Regions from separate parts of the Mus musculus genome. Here regions 1 and 2 are each linked to region 3. The links are chromatin loops, found by intact Hi-C in ENCODE. Cell type or tissue: heart. All regions are shown on one strand.

Region 1 (8,000 bases), 75 kb after region 3:
ATTCCTTGAGGAAGAAGCAGACACTGCAGAGATGGCTGCGCTGCTGATACAGGTGTCCTTACCCACTGAGAGCAGGTTGCTATAGTTCTCCAGCATCACATCTTTGTACAAGTCTCTCTGCGCGGGGCCCAGACACTCCCACTCCTCCTGCGAGAAGTCCAGAGACACGTCACTGAACACCACCGGTTTCTGAAACAATAAACACACCCAGGTTAGAACACAGAGAGCACTTCCAAAATGTTGGTGCTTGCGTTGTCCGGCTGAGCAAAAGAGCCACTCCATGATGTCACCAGACCCGGGACCTCTGGGTTGCCTGTTCATCCAGAAACAGGACACAAAGCCAGGCATGATGCTGCACGACTATAAGCCAGCCCCAGGGAGGACGAGGCAAGAGGACTGATTTGGAGTTGAGCTGTCTTGTCTGCCCAGGTTGCACAGTGAGTTCCAGGCCAGCCTTAGCTATAGAGTGTGATCAAGTCTCAAAGAACAGGCCTGGGGAGTTAGCTCACTCATAAAGAATGCGCATAATGCCCTGGTTTCAAACACCAAAACAATCCTTCATTTCTTACTAATTCAAGTTCTTTTTCTGGTGGCCAAACGTTTTGATTTTTGACTGTACAACCTCAACAGCTTATACACACAGTTCAAACTTCTTAGAATCTTCCACTGCCTGGCTTGGATTTTTAAAAGAAGATTCAAACCCTTGTACAGAACTTGGCATGGTGGCTTATACCAGTGACCCAGTACTAGGGAAGTGAAGCAGGAGACTCTAGAGAAGTGGTTCTAGATAACCAAGTAGTTCTGGATAATCAATTATCCCGCAGAGCAGATATTTACATTATGATTCATTACAGTAGCAAAGTTACATTCATGAAGGGCCAACAAAGTAATCTTATGGGTGGGGTCACCCCAACATGAGGAACTGCATTAAAGGGCTGCAGCATTAGGAAGGTTGCGAGCCACTGATTTAAAGCACGGAGTCAGCCTGGGTTACAGCGAGAGACCCTGCCTCAGAGCTAAACACAACCAACTACACAAAAAACTCAAAATGGGGGCTGAGTGCTTGCTCAGTGGTTAAGAGTGCTTCCTGCTGCTGCACAGGACCTGGGTCTGGATCCCAGCCTCCACACGGTAGCTCGCAACCTTCAGTATGTTCCAGTGACTCTAACACCCTCTCTTGGCCTCCACGGCATGTATGTGGTACTGCGCATACATGCATACATGCAGAAGTATAGTGACTCACACATGTAATTGCAGCTCAGAAGAATTAGAAGTATAAGGTCATGCTCAGCTACTTGCAGAGTCTGAGACCAGCCTGTCTCAAAAATCAAAAGAAAGCCAACAACAACCAAACCACACAACTGCCACGCATAGTTTTTCACTCCAAATATATGAAATGGTTAATGCTGTAAGATCCCACCCTTGAAAATGTCATGAAAAGGAAATTGATCAAACAGAGGTTATCCTTGTGTAGCAAAAATTTTAATTGGCTCTGTTTTCCAAGTTCTTTGAAATAACCATGTTATAGAAAGAAACAAAAACTGTAAGTTGTCTAATTCCTAAATTAACATGTGACCATTAAACAGAAGGAAGTCAGGGAGAACACAGGCCATGTGTCTATGTTGGAGTTTTCCATCATTTCCATGAATGGACAATTGGAAGAACCGGGTCACTTGATAAGTCTGTGTTAAGACATGGAGACAGCTACATAGTTTAAAGCTGTTGTTAAGTTTTGCTGGGACAGTGTCTCAGCTACTAACTTATCCTGACCTCCGCCATTCTGTTTCTCCAAGTGGTTCTTGCTAGCTGCTTCTATCTGTCCTGGGGGCCTTCTGATTCCATCTTTGTCTGCTGGCAACATTGCCAGCCTGGAAGTCCCACCCCCTTAATTCCTGCCAACTGCTCTTTATTATGCAAAAAGTCACATTCCTTATTCTACTAGCAGGCTGGGGAAAGTCGCCTTACTTTTAAAGGGAGGCATGGAAGTGACATTTACATGTCCTACTAGCCAGTTGTCACCAGCTCCAAATAATTGAAAAACAAGAACACACTTTTTTATAGCCAGAAAATACAGTATTTGTGGGTCATCCCAACAGAAACCCCAGTGTACCTTATTTTTGGCGTGGTCCACCGCCATTCCTCTTTTCTCCACTGGGTACCTCTGGAGGAGTGGAGCTGGGGGAAAAAATGAGTCATGAAGTCCTAAGTCTTTTAATAAAAGGCCACCCTGGATCCATACCTGTCACCCAGGGAGAAGTCTAGGTTCTCATGATAATGTCTAGAGTCAGAGAAGGAATGTAGCCTATGTTGTCCAATACTGGAATCTGTTCTTATCTCACTGGGGGTCTCTTAGGACAGAAAATTGGAGTCACTTGGGCAGTCAGAGGCACACCAAATCTACAAACCCACAGCTGCTGTCAGTCACCCACCATGGAACCACATATATCCTCACAAGCACACCCTACCCAAATGACAGCACAACAATGTATGGTTGGATAGTCACAGTCACACATCCATCCTGAGGATGAAATCACAACCACATTTATAGAACCCTTAAATACAACACCACATAAAACCACAGTGCTACAAACGGGCACAACAGGAGACTCACGGCGGAGTCACACAACAGTTATAATCACTTCCAGTTGCCCTCATGAAATTTTACACAATCAATACACAATACACATTCAACAGAACATAACAGCCCCTAAGACACACATACTGTCAGCTTGACAATTACATGCCATCTTCCAATTGTAGTGAGAATTCTGGAATTTTGGTTTCATTAAAAACCACAGGAATAATAAAAAAAAATTGAAAAAAAAACCCACAGAAATATTCTGAGAGTATGTCTCTGCTTTAATTCCAGGTGCGTGTGGGGTGCGTGTGGGAATATGGGGCTACCTCAAAGCAGCTCATTTACCTGTGCTCTAGCATAGGTATGGGTTTGCCAGTGGCAGATAGTTTCTGCAACTGTGTGGCATTTGAAATTTTGAGGACTTTTCAGAGGATACATAAATGCTAGGGTCCAGACAAGCAGGATTGGATTGGTGGTTGTTCAGGGAGTATGGTAAGGTTTGTTAGCAGTCATGATCAAAGAAGAAACAAATTAGAGTCAAGGATCTCTCTCTCTTTTTCTCTCTCTCCCCCATCTATTTTTCTTTCGCTCCTATCTAGCAGGAGGGTGGTGTTGTGTGTGTGTGTGTGGGGGGGGGGGGGGGGTATAAAGGGTCGGTGAATAAAGGAACCCACAAAGTAACAAAGATCAGCTACATCCAACCATGCTCATGGTATCACATAAAGTTACATAATCACACTCAAACATCCTCACAGTCACAGGTACCCAATACACATAGTATACAAACATACAGACAGTCCCCCTCTGATTAACACTCTTGGAAGCATAATTACTGGCTATCTGATATATCCCTCATACACAGGTGCTATACCGTTACACACAATAGGTCCAAACACATTGGGACACAATCACACACACTGCCACAAAGTTATTAATCACATATAATAAAGAAAACGTGCATACGTACACACACAGCTCTGCGCATGTTCACAGGTCATTGACACACCCACCAAAGAATCCTAAAAATCACAGCCACGCACTCACTGCGTCCTAGAGTCACTTAAGGTCACACTTAAACAGAGCCAAAGCCTCACTGCTGCTCATCCTGCTAGACCAGCTCCCACTGACCTGACATCTCAGATACTGACTGGTATTTCCCTTCAGACCCCAGGGCCGCAGCTTTGGAGCCTTAACAAGGGCCTATAGGCCGCTCGCCGTACACTTTCCCGTCCCCGGACGACGAGGGTCCCGCAGGCAAAAGAAGGGGCTGCCTAGCACTCGCGAACGCTTCTGGGAAATGTAGTCCGCGATTGGAACTGGCGGGGAAGATGGCATCCATTCTCGGATTTCCCGCCAGAGCACGGCCTGAGGCAGGCCGAGGAGCTCGTTCCGCATTTTCAATTTTGTGCGTGAAATTCCTAGACAGATATACAAACTCGGACAGAAACTCTTACAATGCATTGAGCCCCTTCCATGATAGGGGGCCAATCTCAGAGAATCACTGTATGTTTTTGGAGTAGGTTTGCACCGGAAGTTGTGTAGAGTCGCGTGTATTTCTGGGAAATGTAGTCTAAAAAAGGAACTGCGTGGCACTGGTCTCCTGGAACAAAGTTGTTGAAATGATTTCTGAGATACCACACCCTGAGTCTGGACATTTCTGGGCCTTGTAACTCACTGTAGGAATTTTCAGGATGACGACAGATTCTCCGTTTTACCCTTTTCTGTTGGCGAGGCTCAGCATAGGATTTATATGATCCATTTAGGTGGCATATAAAAAAAAAGAATGAATATTAGTTATTAAAATCTATCAGATTTAGGAAGAATTGTAAACGAGTGGTTGTTCCCGAATAGGTATAGGGTTCTGTTATAACGTAGTGAAAAAAATTCTCTTCGAATTTTTATTTATTTTGAGTCTGGGTCTCACTCTAGGCGGACTTGCAAGTCACTATGCAGACTTGGTTTGCACTAAACTCACGTAGATCAGTCTGTCTCTGTCTCACAAATGCTTGGACCAAAGGCAAGCTTCATCATACACTGGGTACACCGTTTTACTTTGGTGTTTATGGGACTCATTTCTATATAAATATTTCCTTTCTTAGCTGCACAATATTCTATTTTATGAGTTATGTGTATGAGTTTGTATATCTAGTCACACGTTTGTGGTTGTTACAGTAATCTCTAAATTAGTTGATTTTAATAAAGGAAATAGAAGCGTTTGTTTACAATTCTTCTCGCTCTCTCTCTGTCTTTTGAGACAGAGTGTAGCCCTTGGCTGTCCTGGAACTCACTCTGTGGACCAGGCTGGCCTCGAACTCAGAAATCTCTGCCTGCCTCTACCTCCCTAGTGCTGGGATTAAAGGAGTGTGCCACCATCGCTGGCTTGTTTTTCCTGTATTTGCCTGTAAAGGTCAGAAAGGGATGTTACATCACCTAGGGTTACAGACAGATTTGTGAGCTGGGAACAGAACTCCGGTCCTAGGCAGAGCAGTATAAGCAAGCATTGTTTGTTTGTTTGGTTTGGTTTTTTGAGACAGGGTTTCTCTTTATAGCCCTGGGTGTCCTAGAACTCACTTTGTAGACCAGGCTGGCCTCGAACTCAGAAATCCACCTGTCTCTGCCTCCCGAGTGTTGGGATTAAAGGCGTGCACCAGCACGCCCGGCCCTATTTCAGCTTGTAATGTCAGTCTTTTGAGCTTAATTAGATATTTAGAGGGTGAGCCATGGTATTAAATTAAGGCTTCATTTACACACTAAGGAGATTGCTATCCATTAATTATATTTTAATTTTACGTGCTTTTAATCACATGTTGGTGCCATCACGCCTAGCATTAAACTATTCTTTTTCTTACAGCTGCCTACTAGTTTACTTGAGGTGGTTAGAGTGGAGAATAACGGAAACGGATGGGCTTCACCCATGCATTCTTCTCTGTCCTTCCGACACCCTGACGTGAAGGGAGCTTCACGGCGGTATCTTCCAAGGGATTTATCCCAGATTCTACTTTATCTCCCAATGTGGTTTGTCTTGTTAAAGATTTTGACACTCTTCCAGTTGCTTCTGATACTGGTCTGATGCTCTTGGAGTTGCTGGTTTTTTTCTACCTTTTTCATGAATGGTTTTTTTTTTTTTTTTTACAAAGTGGATTGTACCACTTTGATTTGTCCCCTCATTTCCACATGGTTTCTCCCACAAGCCCTCTCAATTTTTTTTTTTTCTCCTCTGAATCCCCTGCACCGCATGGTTTCTTCCACAGAGAGCAGGTTATTCAGAGTGGCAACTAGGTTTCTCAGTGTTACAGAACTCATGACCCCGTGTCCAGAAGAACCTCCTCTTATCGGATGATGCTCGGACGTGGGCCACAGTGCTTGGGTCTACGTTCTTTATCTCATTCCGTGTAATCTGGCTGGATAGCTATTCCTCTGCTGTACGGAATGCGTAAATTTGAAAGATGGCGGCCTACGCGGCATCTCTGGGCACGACTATGTTAATCGATCCTCCTAAGGAATTGTGTACAAAGGATCTTGAAGCTATGTAAGCACGCTGTGGGTTATTGGAGTCCTCTGGCATCGGAGGTAATGCTGAGCATGCGCAGTACTAATAGCCCAGGGCCTTTTTTTTTTTAAGACCGGAAGTGACCTTGGTGCTTGAAGGTGGTTCCCTCCCCCTCCCCCTCCCCCGTGCTGCTTCCATTGAGTCTTAAGGGCAAGAAGTCATCCGAGATGATTCCGGTTGGTTTCAACTAGAATTCTGTGGAGTCAGTAGTGTGTGCCTATGTTGGGAGTTAGTGACCGGGTGCTGTCTGCTGTGTTGATGGTTGTCAGTGGCAAGGATTTCTCCGATCAATAACGGAACTCTGAGTTTTGGAGGAGGGAGGTCGGCCGGGTGATGTGTGATTGTGATGACAAGTGAGTGATGTTAGGGAATGTGATGAGTGGCTGAGGGTCTCGTGGGGTTTTTGATAAGTTTGCTTTCTAACCCCAAAGTTTAGCTTATTAATTTTTAGCCTTGGTTAATGTAATACTTTACATTCTTATGTATTTATATGTAGATTTTTTATTGTCTTTTAAATATAAATGGCTTTCTTTTTTAATTCGTTTTCTGTGATCCAGGAGTCATTTGGAAATGCATTTTCTGTTTCAGATAATATCTCTGGGTAGTGGTCTAGCTGAAAAATGTTTTATGGTCGATACCATAATCACTTTTCATAAATGCCACATTGCATAAAAATAATCGTTCCTCAATTGTGTTGTGTGTGTATGCTTATGTATATACATATATCGCAATATGTTGTGATATATATTAATATATTTAATCCCAGCACTTGGGAGGCAGAGGCAGGCAGATTTCTGAGTTCGAGGCCAACCTGGTCTACAGAGTGAGTTCCAGGCAGCCAGGGCTACATAGAGAAACCCTGCCTCGAAAAGCAAAAAAAAAAACAAACAAACAAACAAACAAAAAAACCACACACACACACACACACACACATATATGTATGTATGGATATATATATATATATATATATATATATATATATACACACACACATATACATACACAAATACACATATATATTGTGTGACCATCATATGACCTTACAGTTTTGCCTTTGTTTTGTTTTGTTTTTTGGAGCCCTGGCTGTCCTGGAACTCACTCTGTAGACCAGGTTGGTCTCAAACTCACAGAGATCCACCCTCCTATACCTCCAGATTTCTGGGATTAAAGGCCTGTATCACCACACCAGCAGACATTACAGATTTGGTTTTTAAATTTATTTATTTTATGTATATGAGTACACTGTAGCTGTCTTCAGACACACCAGAAGAGGGTATCAGATCCCATTACAGATGGCTGTGAGCCACCATGTGGTTGCTGGGAATTGAACTCAGAACCTCTGGAAGAACAGTCAGTGCTCTTAACTGCTGAGCCATATCTCCAGCCCCCTTAGAGATTTTTTTTTTTTTTTTTTTTGTCTGCTTAGTTGTGGAGGGATATTGCTCACAATGGAAATGTAATTTGTCCATCTCTCTTTGGTCCATTTCTGGTTTATATGTTTGAAGTTATATTGTTATCAACACTTATGTGTATTTTTACAAAATATATTTATTTTTTGAAGAGTCTATATGTATACAATGTATTTTGGTCTCACCAACCCTTACTACATCCCTCCAGTTATTTTTAATAATAGGTATGACTAAGTAGTTCAAGGAATATTGTAGCAATTAGAGTGTCCACCATAAGTTTGTAAAAGAGTTTAGTTTCACAAATATCTTTCCATTTTGCAAGTTTTCTTTCTTTTGTCCGGTTCTTACCCCTTGGCTTTTTAAAAGCATTGCTATGTTTCTTATATGGTAGTAGGCGCTTTACCCTCTAACATGTCTCCCCGGACCCAGATTTTCTTAAATTTTCTATTCTCTCAGCACTGTT
Region 2 (8,000 bases), 130 kb after region 3:
TTCACACTTGGCAAAAACACAGCAGGTCTTTGTATTTTCATAGAGAAGTGGTGCATATCTTTATTCATGATGGGTCCACACCCTTTGTCGTCCTGTCTGGATTAGGCTGTTGTAGTTTCCTATTGACTTTAATCACAGGACATGGTAGCACCAAGAGGTGCCCTAAAGGATCTCCAGACATAATCCTTCTTACCTCCATTGTGGAGAAGCAATCCAATTTCTCCATGGTAATCTGGATCAATTACCCCTCTGAACAGTTATTCCTATCAAAAATGATTGGTTTAGGGGCTGGAGAGATGGCTCAGTGGTTAAGAGCACGGGCTGCTCTTCTGAAGGTCATGAGTTCAAATCCCAGCAACCACATGGTGGCTCACAACCATCCGTAATGAGATCTGACGCCCTCTTCTGGTGCATCTGAAGACAGCTACAGTGTACTTATAATAATAAATAAATCTTTAAAAAAAAAAAAAGATTGGTTTAAGGGCATTAGAAACCCAAAGTGGGCAGGGGGTAGTCTGAGATTCTAGTTCAATAGAATAGTTGTTGCTCCTGGCAGGAGCACTCTCCACTCTGGAACCAAAACTTCTAGACCAGCAGAATTTAAGGTTACAGGAACAGGAAGTAAGCATTTTCCTTGTGAGTCACTAGGGGTGGTAATGAATGGAACTATTTCCACCTGTTGATTCCTGGACTTTTGGATCATGGCTATGGAAGAAACTGAGAAATTTATTGGATACTGATTCAAGGCATATACCACCTCCAGGGTGCTGCACATAATTGTCACTGTAACGGTGTCTTCAAAAGGCCATTCCATCTTTCTATCAGGCCAGCTGCTTCAGGATGGTGGGGAACATGGTAAGACCAGTGGATTTCATGGTAGTGGGCCCACTGTCGTACTTCTCTAGTTCTGAAGTGAGTTCCTTCCTCAGAAGCAATATTGTGTGGAATACCATGAAGTTGGGTAAGGCATTCTGCAAGTCTACAGATGGTGGTTTTGGGAGAAGCACTAGGTACAGGGAAAGTGAATCCATAACCAGAACAAGTATCTAGTCCATGTTGGCTCCTCTGGAAAGCTGTGGCGTGATGGCCATGGAGCTGCCCAGAACAACATATATCCACTGTCATCCCAGAGCTGAATGGGAAGCTCACTGGCATGGCCTTTCGTGTTCCTACCCTCATGTGTCCATTGTGGATCTGATGTGCCGCCTGGAGAAACCTGCCAAGTATGATGACATCAAGAAGGTGGTGAAGCAGGCATCTGAGGGCTCACTGAAGGGCATTCTGGGCCACACCGAGGACTAGGTTGTCTCCTGTGACTTCAACAGCAACTCCCACTCTTGCACCTTTGAGGCTGGGGCTGGCATTGCTCTCAATGACAACTTTGTGAAGCTCATTTCCTGGTATGACAATGAATACGGCTACAGCAACAGGGTGGTGGACCTCATGGCCTACACGGCCTACAAGGAGTAAGAAACCCTGGATCACCCATCCCAGCAAGGACACTGAGAGCAAGAAAGAGGCCTTTGGTTGCTGAGGAGTCCCTGTCTCAACTCGGCCCCCAACACTGAGCATCTCCCTCACAATTTCCACCCCAGACCCCCATAATAACAGGAGGGGCCTAGGGAGCCCTCCCTACTCTCTTTGAATACCATCAATAAAGTTCGCTGCACCCACCTTAAAAAAACAAAAGTATCTAGTCCAGTAAAGACAAAGTGTCCTTTCCAAGGAGGAAGTGTTCCAATGTAGTCACTCTGTTACCAGGTCATTGGCTGGTCACCTCAGGGAATAGTACCATATCTGGAACTCAGTGTTGGTCTCCGCTGTTGGCAGATCTGGCACTCAACAACCGTTGTAGCCAGGTCAGCCTTGGTGAGTGGAAGTCCATGTTCTTGAGCCAAAGCATCTCCGCTACCATGGCCACTTTATTCATGTGCCCATTGGGGAATGACAGGAATGGTTGGGGAAAGAGGCTGACTATTCATAGAATGGGTCATCTTATCTACTTGATTATTGAACTCCTTGGCTGAAGTCACCTCTTTTTTTTTTTTAAGATTTATTTATTTATTACATGTAAGTACACTGTAGCTGTCTTCAAACATGCCAAAAGAGGGCATCAGATCTCATTACAGATGGTTGTGAGCCACCATGTGGTTGCTGGGATTTGAACTCAGGACTTCTGGAAGAGCAGTCAGTGCTCTTAATGACTGAGCCATGTCTCCAGCCCCTGAAGTCACCTCTTGACGATCATTTATATGACACACAAACATCTTCGACACAAACATTTCCCATCTTTTGAACATTTAGAGAGATATATCCACGTACTTCCTCCCCAGATGTCTTTCTCACCAATTTTCCAATTACGTTTTTTTTTCAAGTCCTTGACCATCCAGCCAATCCGTTGACTATCGTCCATGAATCAGTGAGCAAACCCAATTCTGGTCATTTCTCCTTCTAAACAAAATGTGTGACCACCAGAAGCTCTGCCCACTGTGAAGATTTCCCTTCAGTAGTCTTTCAGGGTTGTCCCAGAAAAGGGTTGTAATGCTGCAGCTGTCCACTTCTGTGTGTCGTATGCGTAATGTACAGAACCATCAGTAAACCAGGCCCTAGTCATCTCTTCTTTAGTCAACAGAGCACAGGCGACACACTGTGAGGCTATAGGTGCATGCTTGGCAGGAGATGGCATTGTAAGAGTAGAAACCATAGGCATTTGGGCAACTTCCTCATGTAACTTGATTGTTCCTTCAGGATATGTTTGGGTCCAATCACATGCATACCATTTGATATTGATATTGCACATCCTACTTTATCTTGTTTAATGAAAATCTAAATATAGCAAATCCTCTCTCTCCTGATCCTCAATAACATTTATTTAATAACTCTATCTTATTATTGTTTTTGATTATTGGATGGTAAGTTATATTTTATTCATGTTAAATAACTAATTATTGCTTAATATCTAACCAATCTGTACCTTATGTTTTAGAAGACAATTTTTGTTTTCTTTTTATAAAGTTTATTATCATTATTTTGGAGAACAACTTTTCCTTCGTACAATGCAATTAATAGAGTCGATAATTCTTGGTTGTCAACTTGATTACATCCGGACTTAACTAAAACTCCCAAAATAGAGGGCACACCTCTGAGGGCTTTCTGCTCATTTTGAAGTGGGAAGATCTACTGTGAATCTGGATTTTTGAATAAGGAAGACACATCTTTAGTCCAGAACTTTAATTCAGTTTTAAACTGGGCCATGTTTTTTTTCTGGAAGCGTATATAAGGACATGGAAGAATGAAACGTTCACTCTGCCTGCTAGTCCTCACCTTGCCAGCAAATCCTTCATTGGCAAGTGTTCTTTCACACAACCCAGTCTAGGTTGGCTACCGCGTCCCCTCTGGTGACGTAAGAGTCGCATGGACTCCTGGGAAATGTAGTTCAAGACTTGGCCAGCGCCGGGTCTCGCGGTGGACCCTAGGCTTGCTTTATCAGACACACCAGGAAGCCAGTTAGAAGCCGTCTGCATGCCTGCTTGCTGGCTGGGAGCGCACGAAGCTGTGGAGGAGGACAACTGAGGAGCGTGGAGCGTTCCCGAACCCCAAAGAGAATCCCAATGTAAGACCTGAGTGTTTGAGACCAAACCATCCCTGGGCAGTCTGATGAGAGGAAGCCGCCTGCCTAGTCCCGTGGGTACCAGTGAGCAATGGAAAATCCTAGTGTGTGATACCCTGATGAGACCTGGTGTGTGGAAGGGAAGTGAATTGAGAGAAACTAGGCGCGGATAAGACAGATGGATTAATGGGGAGGCACCAAAGTGCTGGGTAGCCTAATGAAGGTGAGGTTAACACTGTAGCGTGTTTGATTTGTGCATGTGATGACCCCTGAATGTGGATCACCTGGGTGGCAGGGAGTGGGGACAGTCTGAACCCTCTAAATCTCATTTCCACCTCAAATCGTGATTAATACCTGAAAAGTCTTGGGTTCACGGCCGATTATTGTCCTTTTGCTTCAGTGAGTAGAGGCGATCTCAACTCCAGAAAGATGGCATGGCGGGGGCTTGAAGAAAGGAGAGGTTTCGTGCGGAAGGTTGCTGTGCAGATCATAGAAACACCTGTAAACAGTCTGTTTTGCTTTCAAGGGTTGTAGGCAGCAGGGTAGGAAGCAGGGAGGGTCTTACCTTTCTGGGAAGGAATGTGTGCCTTTGAGGATGGGGAAAGAGGGAAGTGGAAGGGGACCCTTTCGTGTATATCCATCACGCTGGAGGTGTTGGTACTGGTAGATACAGTTAGTTTAGATTTCTTTCTTTTTCTTTCTTCTTTGTCCCCCCCCCCCCCCCCCGCTCCTCCTCCTCCATTTTGAGACAGGCTCTCACTATGTACCCCTGGCTTTCCTGGAATTCACTAAGTAGACCAGGCTGGCCCCGAAAGCACAGAACTATGCCTTCTTCCACCTCCCCATTACTAGAATTCAAGGTGTTCAGTTTTGAGATGGTACTTGAGTTAAAATTTAGGGCCTCAACTGTTTTTTTACAGATAGTTGGCCACATTCCTAATCTAACATAAACAAGAAGAGATGAGAGTAGGTAGAAGAAACGTAAAGAAGGTTCTGGCTTGGAGATGGCTGTGGAGGAGGAGGAAGAGGAGGAGGAGGAGCAGCAGCAGACCTTTAATCCCAGCACTTGAGAGGCAGAGGCAGGCAGATTTCTGAGTTCGAGGCCAGCCTGATCTAGAGAGTGAGTTTCAGGACAGCCAGGGCTACACAGACAAACCCTGTAGTGAGAATTCTGGAAGTTTGGGTTCTCAAAAAACACAGAAATATAAGAATATGCTTTCATTTTAATCCCAGCTGTGGGGATATGCTGATTTGCCTCATGCTCGAGCAGAGGAATGGTTTTACCAGTTGGAGACAGATTCTGTAATTGTGTGCTGTTTGGAATTCTGGGAATTTTTCAGAGGGTAAATGCTAAAGCCCCATAGGTGGGTGGTTTTTGGTCCTTCCTCCCTGCGCTACCCTTCCCCCCCCCCCCCCCCGTTGGTTGCAGTTTGTTACTCATGCTCCAGGGCTAGCAGACTGAGGTAGCAGTTAAGCTTAGAGAAGCTAAGCTGAGACAGAGAAGATATTGTTAGGAGACAGATAAAACAAGAACCCACAAACAAAGTAATTAAAAATAAAAGAAAAAAATTAAACGTTTACAAAAAGCTACGCCACCACATCAGCTGTCTCAGTAAATAGCTGGTGAGTCTGGTGAGGGCGTAGTTAGGCTTCAAACGCGTCGAGTTGTGTGGTGTGCCTTCTGTTGTATGCTGTGAATGAAAAGGACTCTGTAGGTATCAGACTGTTGTTGGCCATGACGAGGATAGAAGGCACTGGTTATCGATGTGCATGGGAGAGCCCTGGGCAGGTGCAGTGGGCTTTCAGCTGGGAGATGACCATCGGGTATCTAATTCAGGAATGGGGCAGTTAGAGGGGACATTTACGGAAAGACAGAGTGATCCTATTTCATACGCTGGTCTTTGTGGTGGTTTGGGTATAACTAATTTAATCCCAATTATCTCTCTTTAGTTGAGCAACTTTGGCTTTGTAAGGGAGTAGAATTCCCTCAGAGCCCCTAAGCTCTTTCTCCAAGGAAGGAAACAGCCCTTCACATATTTCCATTTGGAAGCTCCGTGGAGGTGTGGATGACAATGGCCCCCATAGGCTCATATGTTTGAATGTTTGGTCCCCAGTTAGTAGAACAATTTGGGAAGGATTAGGAGGTGTGGCCTTGTTGGAATAGGTGTGTCACTGCGGATGGGTTTTGAGGTTTCAGAAGCCCATACCGGTCCCAGTGTCTGTCTGTCTCTTTGCCTGCTGCCTACTGCCTGTGGGTTAGGATGTAAAGCTCTCAACTAGTGCTCCAGCACCATGCCTGCCTGCTTCCTGCCATCATGATCGTGGACTAACCCTCTAAAACTGAAGTAAGGCCCCAGTTAAATACTTCTTTTAAAAGAGTTGCCTTGGTCTTTCTTGGTCATGGTGTCCATTCACAGAAGTAGAACAGCAACTGAGACAAACTTCAAAGAAGCCTTAACCTTTCATGGTTCTTTCCCTCTAGCTTTCTCGGGCTCTACTTGGTTGATCGTGGAACCCAGAAGAGAACTACTCAACTCAAGTTTTAAGCCATGGCCCAAGTAAGTTGGAGTTGTCTGCCAAGCTAACATGTAAATATCTATTATTACTTGTCCTTAAACTGCTTCTCTGAGTTTCTTCCAACTGGTAAGGGATGGTTGTGAAGCACTCTACAGCTGGCGGCCATTGCTTTGGTGTTCTAACCATCTGACAAAGCACCAAAGGAGGGGAAAGTCATTTCTGTACAGGGAGTACTAGAGCTTCCTTCCCAAACCATGGCTTTATAAGGTAGAATTGTGTGGCTAAAGGGGAATAGAGAATGAGCATGTTTTTATTGAGTTCATAGAATCGAATATTTAATTAGTCAAGATGGGATGTGCCACTGGTTGGAATTCACTTTGGTGTGGCACTTGGTGATGCCTTTGGTAGAAATTATGGGACATTGAATGCATAGGGATTAAGATGTTACATTTATCTGTCTGTAACATGAAGAATAAGCAAGAACACAGAAAGAACGATATCTGTATTGTAAAGAAGGCTTATCAGAAAAGGCTTTGCTCAACTCTGTAAGTCACATCTCTGTCATGAGCCTTTTGACAATTAAAGCTGGTTCAGAGACAGTGAAGTGTGGCTATTGTTATTATTATTATTAGGCTATTATTGACATGTGGAACATGTGCTGATTGGAAGGTACTCAGTATGAAGTATTAAGGAGTGGATTTCTTAAGGAATTATTATAATTAATTTAATTTAATTTAATTTTGCCAATTGGAAGTATTTATTCCAGACCTAAGTGTAGCACCAAGTGTCTAGAGCACAGGGGTTTTGAAGGCAGAGACCATGTCCCAGTGTCTCACTCAGCAGCTGCGGGGTGGGGGTGGGGTTGGGGAGTGGGGCATCTTACTTTACTAAGTTAAACAATTAGCTGGAGAAATCTTTATGTGGATAAGTTAGCTAGGGCATTTTGACCTTTGACCTTGGGTTCCTAAATAGAGTTTAGTAATTTCCATGGGTTTCTTCACAAGGAGATTAAGTTCTAGCTAAACCTGAAATAAAGAGCCTCAGCAAGGATACAAGATGGAGCTGGACAGTGGTGGCGAGGGCCTTTGATCCCAGCACCTGGGAGGCAGAGGAAGGAGGATCTCCAAGTCCGTGGCCAGCCTGGTCTACAGACTGAATTCCAGGACAACCAGGGCTACACAGAGAAACTATGTTTTGAAAAAAATGAAACAAAACCAAACAAATGCAAGAGGGACCTCTCTGCACTGTCACATCACTCTCACAAACTGTCACCATTCTGCAAATCTGGAAGCCTTGATAGATACAGATATTTATATATCATCTATCTATCTATCTATCTATCTATCTATCTATCTATCTATCTTATCATATCATATCTATCTATCTATCTATCTACCTATCTATCTATCTATCATATATATGAAGGGCACAAAGAATGTCATGCAGGCCTGTGCAGGCCCTGTGCATGCTGCCTTAGTTTCTGTGAGTTCATGTGAGCTTTGCTCGTGTTGATTCAGAGGGCCTTGTTGTCTTGGTGTCCTACGTCTTCTCTGGCTCTTATACTTTTTCCACCTCCTCTTTGGCAGGGCTTCCTAATTCATGAGGGGAAGGGGGATTTGATGAAGACATCCCATTTAGGGCTGAGTCTTCCCAGGTCTCTCACTCTACATGATGTTTGTCTATGGGTTTCTGTATTTGTTCCCATCTGCTGCAGGAGGGAGCCTCTCAGATGGTGGCTGAGCAAGAATAGCAGAATGTCATTAGGAGTCCTTTTATTGCTATATATATATTTTAAGAACAGTAATAATTGATTTTACCCTATGTTCCTGGGCTATCTAATCTCTGGTTTTTGGTCACCCAAACAATGTTAGGT
Region 3 (8,000 bases):
TTCCATGACAGACATCTGTCCTCAGCCATCTCCATGCACAGCACAGTCTTAGTGTTGGGAGGCAGGACCTGTGGGCTTCAACCAGAAATAAAATTGGCCTCATGCGTCCTCACAGGTTCTTTCTTATAACCAGCCTCAGAGACAGCTCCCAGCGGTCACTATCTTCTGGTAGGTCACTGCGATACATACCAAGAGATAATTAACACAGCTCCCAACACTTATTTCCTTGTTTGTAACACTCTCTCTACAGCAAAGCTACTAGATGTAAAAACGAAGTCAGAGTGCATGAAGTACTCAACAGAGACACAAACAGTCTAGAAACAAAATGGAGCCCGAGCATCTTTAGATTCATTAGTGTAGCCTCAATGCAGAGACAGATATGGCTAACTCAAACATAGGCGACTCCGGGGCTATCTAGATGGATCGCTGCATAACAAGACTTATTGTTTCAGCTTGATGAACCTGAGTTCTATGCCTGGAACCTTCCACATTAAAAGAGCAGAGAACTGACTCTAAAACTTGTCCTCTGACCTCCACCTGCATGCTGTGACACACGAGCACCCCACAAGCACTTATGATAGTAAAGCCTTTGGAAAATACTCAGTCACAGGCATCCCTGGTGGCAGTAAAGGAAGATGCATTAAAAAGCCAGCTATTCGGGGGATAGGTGAGGCCTGGGAGGGAGGGATACAGACCAGGAGGGGAAGCAGTGTCCAGGATGTAAGGAAAAAAAAAAAAAAAAGCCAGATATTAACAATATTTCCATTCTCTATGTGAATTGCCTTGGTCATTGAGGTAAAAGAGCATTGTAATTCCATGACCTTCATTTGAAATAAAAATTATGACCATACGATACTAGATATAAATAAATGAAATGGCTGTTAAAATACAGTAGTTTACCATCTATGAGACCTTATTTAGTAAAGAGAAAGAAGTTAGAAAAGGTGAATGAATCTTTTCTCTGTATGACAAAATTAATAAAGCCGAAAGGACTATTTTAATAAACCTTGGGGTTATGCTTGAGACACATTTGCATAGTTACTCCTGTCTTTAAAATCAAGCTCTCTCTAACAGGCTGGCCTTGACTTGTGCCACCTACCCACTCTACCTGTTTACTTTTTACTCCACAATTCTCAAATTCTAAGAAGCGACAGAATTTCTATTATGGCATCTACCCACCATCGTCATGAAAATAGGAATTCTAACTTTGCCAATGATAGTTAGGAGTTCAGTGAATCAGATCTGCAGCCCTTATAGGTCAGTCAAAAACCTAAAAATAGAGTAGCCAACAAAGTCACAAAGTCAGGCAGCCCCTCCTCCTGGGTATAACACGCAAACCGGCAGAAAGCAAGGACTTTGTCCTTTTGTTCAGAGCAGTGCCGTCTGCAACAGCCAAGTAGTCGTAGCTTGTGTTCACAGGTGTTCACGGACTCAAGGGGAGACTAAAAGTATTTACTCATACACAACGTATTGTTTAGGGTTTGAAGTGAATTCTGACACTACTAACCCAGGAGTTACGAAAGGACAGGACCTCTGATATTAAATACTTAGAATTCTCAAATTCCGACAGAGAGCAGACCCCTGATTGCTGGACCTGGGAGTAAGGAGGAAAGGGGATCACTGTGCTGACTGGTCCTGTGGAAACCGCACTGTGGTTGGTGACGAGAGGATGGTGTGAATGGCTGTCACTGACCATGTGACTACGATAATGAATTGTATATGGCGTATTTACCACCATTTATAAACATACATATTCACGTAGACCAGAGGAAATACATCTGCTCACCTGGGATTGCCCTCCCACCCCCACCTCCCTTTGTCTTTGTTTTTCTTTCACTGTATCTTGGATTAGCCTCAAGCGGCCTTGAATGTGAACTTCTTGAATGTCAGCCTCCTGGATGCTAAAATCACAGGTATGTGTCACCACACACAGCTTAAGAATTTCGGGCAGTGGTGGGGCACGCCTTTAATCCCAGCACACGGGAGGCAGAGGAAGGTGGATTCCTGAGTTTGAGCCCAGCCTGTTCTACAAAGTGAGTTCCAGGATAGCCAAGCCTACACAGAGAAACCCTGTCTTGAAAAAAACAAAAAAAAAATTTTTTTTAAAGTATTGCAACATAATGTAATATATTACTCAAGGATGACAGAAAGAGATGGCTAGCTAGTTTGGTGTACAAGCATGTAAATGTCTTGTTTAAGTTTGAGGTTTTGCTAAGTACACACAGACAAGAACAGAAACCAAGCCAGTGAGGGGGGTACCGAAACAAGGTAAATATAAACAATAAAAACGTGTTTTCAGTAGTATGATAATACAGCAGAATTAAACTCACCTATTAACAGTCAGGCCAGACAAATGAGTTTAAAAAACACTCAGCTGATATGTTGCTCATGAGAAACCTGAAACATAAAGACAAAGGGTTTGGAATATAAAATTTGTGACAAATGTAATTTGAGAGAGAGAGAGCTAGTGAGCAAGCTAGAGAGCAGAGCTAGAGAGTGCACACAAGAGAGTGCAAACAAGAGCACACTATCATCAAAGAGCACTTGCACTAAACGGTAACACCCAGTATAAAAGTATTTCTAGAGATTTCTTAATGTGGCAAATAGTTATTTTAATAGACTACAAGCTTACCCACACAACTTTTCTTTGGCTAAATATGGACACATTTGAAGCAGAGGTTTTTTAGAGTCTTTGCATGATCTCCCCTGTGCTCCCATAATCCACCGTGAAAAGAAAATATGTTTGGAATCAGTTCTTTTTAACTTGAGCACCAGAAAACAACAAACAGAGAGCAGATCTGAATTTCAACCAAATACAGCCTGGATCAGCTAAATGCAATGAATCTGCTAACAACGTGAACTGAAGGAATCCCAGTTGGTTTGCTATTGAGCTTAGGAATTTTTTTCAGCCATTATTAAACTAACTTCAGGGCTGGGAATGTAGCTCATTGGTACAGTTTTTGCCTGGTGTGATTGAAGCGTTAGATTTAAATTCAACACTACAAAGGTAAAAGAAAGAAAGAAGAGAAAAGAAAAGAAAAGAAAAGAAAAGAAAAGAAAAAGAAAAAAAGAAAAAGGAAAAGGAAAGGAGAGAAAAGAAAAGATTTTTTTAAAAATTAAATAAGCCAAGCAAGCCATTAGGTAATAATAGAAAGAAAAACTGAAAAAAGTTAGAGAAGAAAGTGTTGAAAGGGCGGCAATGAGGAGGGGGAAATCATTAGAAAGTACAGATTTTTTTTCCCCGTAGTTACGAGTTACGCCAAATGCTACACACCTAAGAACTCCGCGGTACAATTGCACACGCCACGCCATCCCCACACTCACCACACCCTTACTCAACCCCTTACCACCAAACATGGCCACGACAGGACACTCGCTCTCGCACAACCACACCCCCTCCAAATCTCCAGAGTAGCACAAACTCTTACCAGGTTTTTGGTTGCAGCTCCGAACAGGCTTGAGTCCCGCCTTCTGGCCCGGAGCTCTCCGCAAAGCTGTGACCCGGGATACTCCGAGCCCCCCGAGAGCCCGCGCCCAGCCCGAAGCCCACGGCCGGCGCAAACCGGACCACCCGTGCCTCTCCCGTGGAGAGGTCCCCGCAGCGCCACCAGCCAAAACCTCCCGAGACGCAACCTCAGAGACGCGGCATGCGGGCCACGCACGGCCAGCCCCTCCACTCGGGCGGCAGCGCGCGCCCGTTATGTCCCAGAGCACAGGTGCTCCCAGAAGGACCCGCGGCCCGACCCAACTTCCGGTCAGAGCTCGGCTGGCGTTTCCTGTGCTAGGGACAGGAGTCATGGCCGAAGGCGCCGAGGTGGCTGAGCCCATTAGCGCGGCGAGACGGTGACGCCGCCGGCGAAGCAGCGCTGGACGTGAGCAGCTGCGGGGACGGTCTTTTCCGGAACAACCAGAGGAGGCGCTGGGGGCGCTAGGTGGCTGTCCCTTTGTGGACTACATTTCCCAGAAAGGCTAGTGGCCTGTCCAGCCTCTCGGCAGGAGCCTTGCGACTGGGCGGACGCAGTGCCCTGGAATAGTTTTTGTGGTTGTTTGTAATACATTCTGATAGCTTTTCTATGAGGACATGAAATGTCTGGTCGTTGTGGAGTTGTGGCTTAAGTGTAAGACTGTGCCTACCTCTATGTGGCATCTTGCATGTAACCATGGGGCTCCTGTCACCCGAGTGGTTGTGACTTCAGAACTCTGCTCCTGGGAACAATCTCTGAGGTGAGGTTTAGATTCGCAAATTGGTCAGGGTGCCAGTTCTCTCCTAATCTCCATTCTCTACGCAGGATGGATAATGGGGACAAGGCTGGTAATGATCTCTGGCCTGGCCAAGAAAGACCTGGAGGGTCACAATTTTTTTATGTCTACTCCCAGTTTTACCCATTGCCAGGTCAGTTACCCAAAAGAGGCAAAGAATGCACTACAAACCACAAAGAGCCGGGCTTTCCTTTGTGCCGAGCCCAGAGTGATCCCAGGTATTGGACGGCCGCCCCCATCTTACTGCATGCCCGCAAGCCTTACTTTCTTTCAAGCTGCAGTAAAACCACCAGGCCTGGGCGAGCTCCCTAAAGGCTGAGATAAGACCTCTGTCTTAGAATAGCCTTGAGCCTGAATGAACATCCTCCTACCTGCCACACCCTGGGCTCCAGAACTAACCCTCAATTTACAAATTCCTTCTTTATTGTTCCCTGAACCTCTGCTCCTGCCTTTATGCTTCAAAAGGAGAAAGGAGACTGCTCTCTCCCTTTGTCAAAGGTCGAAGCTGACTTGTGACCCTAACCAGTTAGAAGTGTTTTCCCGGGGGGGGGGGGGGGGGGGAGGGAACGGGACGGGGGGAGGGTATAAAGTTTACTTGTGGTTTATTTCCGACTTTCTTGGTCCTTTCCTCATTATTTGCACACCCCATGACCCCAACATCTGAATGCCTCTGGAAGTACTTGCTTAATGACGACTTGTCATTTGAAAATAGATCCCTATATTGTCTCCATTGGAGAAAAGAATAGCTATACCTATTATTAAGTCAGAGAGAGGCATAGAGGTAGCCATGTTCCAAGCCTGATTGCAAGCTAGAATAATCGGCTTAAGTTTAACTGGTGGGAGACAGAGCAGGTGGATCTCTGTGAGTTTCAAGCCAGCCTGGTCTACAGAGTGCGCTCCAAGCCAGCCAATGTTACACTGCAAGACCCTGTCTCCGAAAACAACAATAATCTGTGTACACTGTTATCATTTGATGATTTTCACTCATGTGGTCAATTTTCTTTTACTAATTACAAATTCCAGTTCAGTATAATCTCCAGTTTCAAGGCCTCTTTGATCTCAAGCTGGCTTCATATTTTTGAAACCAAAGTGTGTAATGTGGAAGGAAGATGTTCAGTCTGATTTCACTGTACACTTCTCTCCCTCCTACCCAGTGAATGTTTCCTCCACTGGAGACACAAGCCAATTCAGGTGAATTAGAAGTAAGTTTATTTGCGAATGGCTCCTGGGTGAACTCACCGGTCTCAGAGGACAAAACTGGAAAGTCACAGGCAGCGTATGATGTGGGAACTTCTTATAGATTGGTGGGGGGATGGGAGCACTGGAGTGGGACCTGAAGAGTTTATGTCTTCAGGTTAGCAGGGTGGGGCCTGTCAGGAATGTCAGGAATGTGAGACTGTCAGGGCTCTCTCTCTCTCTCTCTCTCTCTCTCTCTCTCTCTCTCTCTGTGTGTGTGTGTGTGTGTGTGTGTGTGTGTGTGTGTGTGTATGTGTGTGTGTGAGTGTGTGTGTGAGTGTGTGTAGGGAGAGGGAGGAAATGGAATTTCCTGGACTGCATGGAGGCGAGGGCAAGCCTAGGATGGTTCTCCAACCAAACACCTAACAGGCAGTCTCTGTAGAAACTGGTCAATAAGCATACTGTTCAATTAGAACTGTGATTGTGAAGAGGAGATGTCCAGAAGATTTTCTTGAAAGATTTGTTAGTCTGTCTGTAAAGCTATTCAGCAATGCCCCCACCCCCCGAGCGCCCCCTGTGGGATACTCTCACGAATTTCTCAGAAAAGCTGTAATTGGAAACCTCTTAGTGCACTGAACAGCCTGTCTCCTTCAAGTAGTAGTTACTTACCGTTCCTGGCTTGTAGCTTGGTGCTTTTGTCACTCTTTGTTGTACCATGATGGATCCAAGAAGTAGAATTGGAACCAGTCTTTATGCCCTGTAAACTCTAGAGAATATAGGAAAAGAACCCCAAAGCATCTTACAAGGCGTTTCAGATCCTGTCTGGATGGATCCCTTTCCACCTAGGCTGAAAGGGGGTTAACCTCATTTCTCCTGTGAGCTGGGACTGTGTGCCCTCTTCAAAAACAGTAGCCAATTCTTCCTTACCATCTAGATGCTCTACAGTTCTATCTTAGACTGAGTTAATACAGACCCACGGGTTAAGAACCTCTGTCCCAGAAGACTGCTCTAACTTCAGCCTTGTGTCTTGGGTCAGACAGAAAACACAGTTTGGTGTCTCCAAAACACTACACTTCTCAGCTGAAGGGACCCAACTTGACAAGACAGATTCTATCTTGTAACCAGGCCTTCATTTTATATACTAGGCTCTATCCTCAAGTTAAACTCTAGTTACTGGAAAAACCAGGAAGGAACTACCCTAGACACAGGCCACCAGCAGGAAAATACCTAACATTCCAGAGGCTGTAGATAGATATAAATAGATTGCTTAAGCCAATCATGTGACTGCCAAGCTGATAAACCCCTCACTCTGCTGTAACCACAATAAAAAGGCTGAGCCTTAAATGCTCAGGGTTGCTGCATTGAAGGGGCCTGAGGGTCTGAGTTGGAGCTTGAATAAAGACTCTTTGCTTTTGCATATGAGTTTGACATCTGGTGGTCTTTGGGTATCCCGGGATCTGGGCATAACACAGCCAGCCATAAATTGAGGGCTTCCATCCTTAGAGTCAGTAATTGACTAGAACAACTCACATGGAAGCCCTATGCAGTAGTGCACCACGGAAGAGTGTTATGGCCCATGACTGACCTCATGTACAAAGTTGGTCCCATAAAATTAAAAATGGAGCTGAAAAATCCACTTGTCTCGTATTTTCCCTATGTTGTCCATGCTTACAAACAGAGACTATTGTGTTAAAATTGTCTATAGTTTCCAGTGTAGTACCATACAGTATACGTTTGTGGCTTGGAAACAATAAGCTGTACAATACTGTGTAAGTGTGCAATAATCCTTATAGGCTTATGGAAGTGCACACAATGGTGGTGAACAATGAAACCACATAGAAAATGTTTCCAAGAGCGCGTCCTGGTTGCCAGGCAACGCAGGACTGTACTTGAGATTGCAGTTTCATTGTGACAGTTACAACAACAGGACAGCAAAATGGAAAAGATGAAGTCGTCGAGTTATCTGAAGGGGGAAGGGTATCCGAAAACATTTTTGACAACTCTGCCTAACAAAATGCCTGACACGAATGAGTTGGTCATTAGTATGGATATTGTAGACATTTCTGCCACCATAAAAATAAAATTCAAGAATCGGCTCCTGTCTGGGTTTGGGGGGGGGGGTGTCACTAACACTTCCCTGGCACTACACCAGCACCTTCTTGGGATTTGGGCTCCAAAACGTGATCATAAGTTTTGGTTGTTTTAGCTGGGCAATGGTGGCAAGGACAGTCTGCATACCAGAGGGCAGTTGTTTTTACCCACTTAACAAAAATGGCTGAAGTTCTCCAACATCACACCCTTCTATACATTCATATTGAAAGACCCCCGAAGGGAGACCCTCACTCAGACACTCAAGTCCCGGGACAGCCGCGTACCCAAGAAGACACTGAGACCATACATAAAATGTAGAAGGTAAGATTTAATAAAGTAGCAACATGAAAGCACACAGACCAGAGCTCTGGGGTCGAAATAAAGCAGCAACATGAAAGCACACAGACCAGAGCTCTGGGGTCGAAACTCATACACCTTTGCACAGGGTAGAGGAGTCTCGACGGTCAGCCAAA

Evidence for each region. Hi-C counts contacts between places; a loop is a spot of excess contacts. Peaks named below come from ENCODE experiments on the same cell type or tissue, not always from the same donor. Only the 100,000 strongest peaks of a DNase experiment are listed, where the experiment ranks them.
Region 1: it touches region 3 in a loop (3-fold over the local background); 5 of 42 quality-filtered maps call a loop at or near these places.
Region 2: a loop joins it to region 3, with 2.4 times the contacts of the local background. A loop is called at or near these places in 3 of 42 quality-filtered maps.

The regions. Positions count from the first base shown.
Region 1 is chr7:29,904,358-29,912,357 of GRCm38, reverse strand. Zfp27 (zinc finger protein 27) reads left to right here and starts at 6,254. Exons shown (of 5, transcript NM_001037707.1): 1 at 6,254-6,304. It overlaps Zfp383 (zinc finger protein 383), which reads right to left and starts at 3,841. Exons shown (of 5, transcript NM_001243908.1): 1 at 3,707-3,841; 2 at 2,111-2,175; 3 at 63-189. The coding sequence starts at 3,713. Mir7668 (microRNA 7668) reads right to left here and starts at 5,849; the gene lies at 5,791-5,849. In heart, a CTCF peak has its summit at 5,878; DNase peaks (open chromatin) are centred at 3,807 and 6,137; H3K4me3 peaks cover 4,077 bases; H3K27ac peaks cover 3,824 bases.
Region 2 is chr7:29,849,110-29,857,109 of GRCm38, reverse strand. It overlaps Zfp940 (zinc finger protein 940), which reads left to right and starts at 3,462. Exons shown (of 5, transcript NM_173738.2): 1 at 3,462-3,613; 2 at 6,093-6,168. The coding sequence starts at 6,160. In heart, no CTCF peak of the experiment used is centred here; a DNase peak (open chromatin) is centred at 3,429; H3K4me3 peaks cover 1,209 bases; H3K27ac peaks cover 1,068 bases.
Region 3 is chr7:29,979,657-29,987,656 of GRCm38, reverse strand. Zfp568 (zinc finger protein 568) reads right to left here and starts at 3,702. Exons shown (of 10, transcript NM_001167872.1): 1 at 3,429-3,702; 2 at 2,331-2,397; 3 at 1-75. It overlaps Gm31735 (a long non-coding RNA gene), which reads left to right and starts at 4,136. Exons shown (of 2, transcript XR_001778074.2): 1 at 4,136-4,224. In heart, CTCF peaks have their summits at 3,909, 5,157 and 6,023; a DNase peak (open chromatin) is centred at 3,816; H3K4me3 peaks cover 4,839 bases; H3K27ac peaks cover 5,083 bases.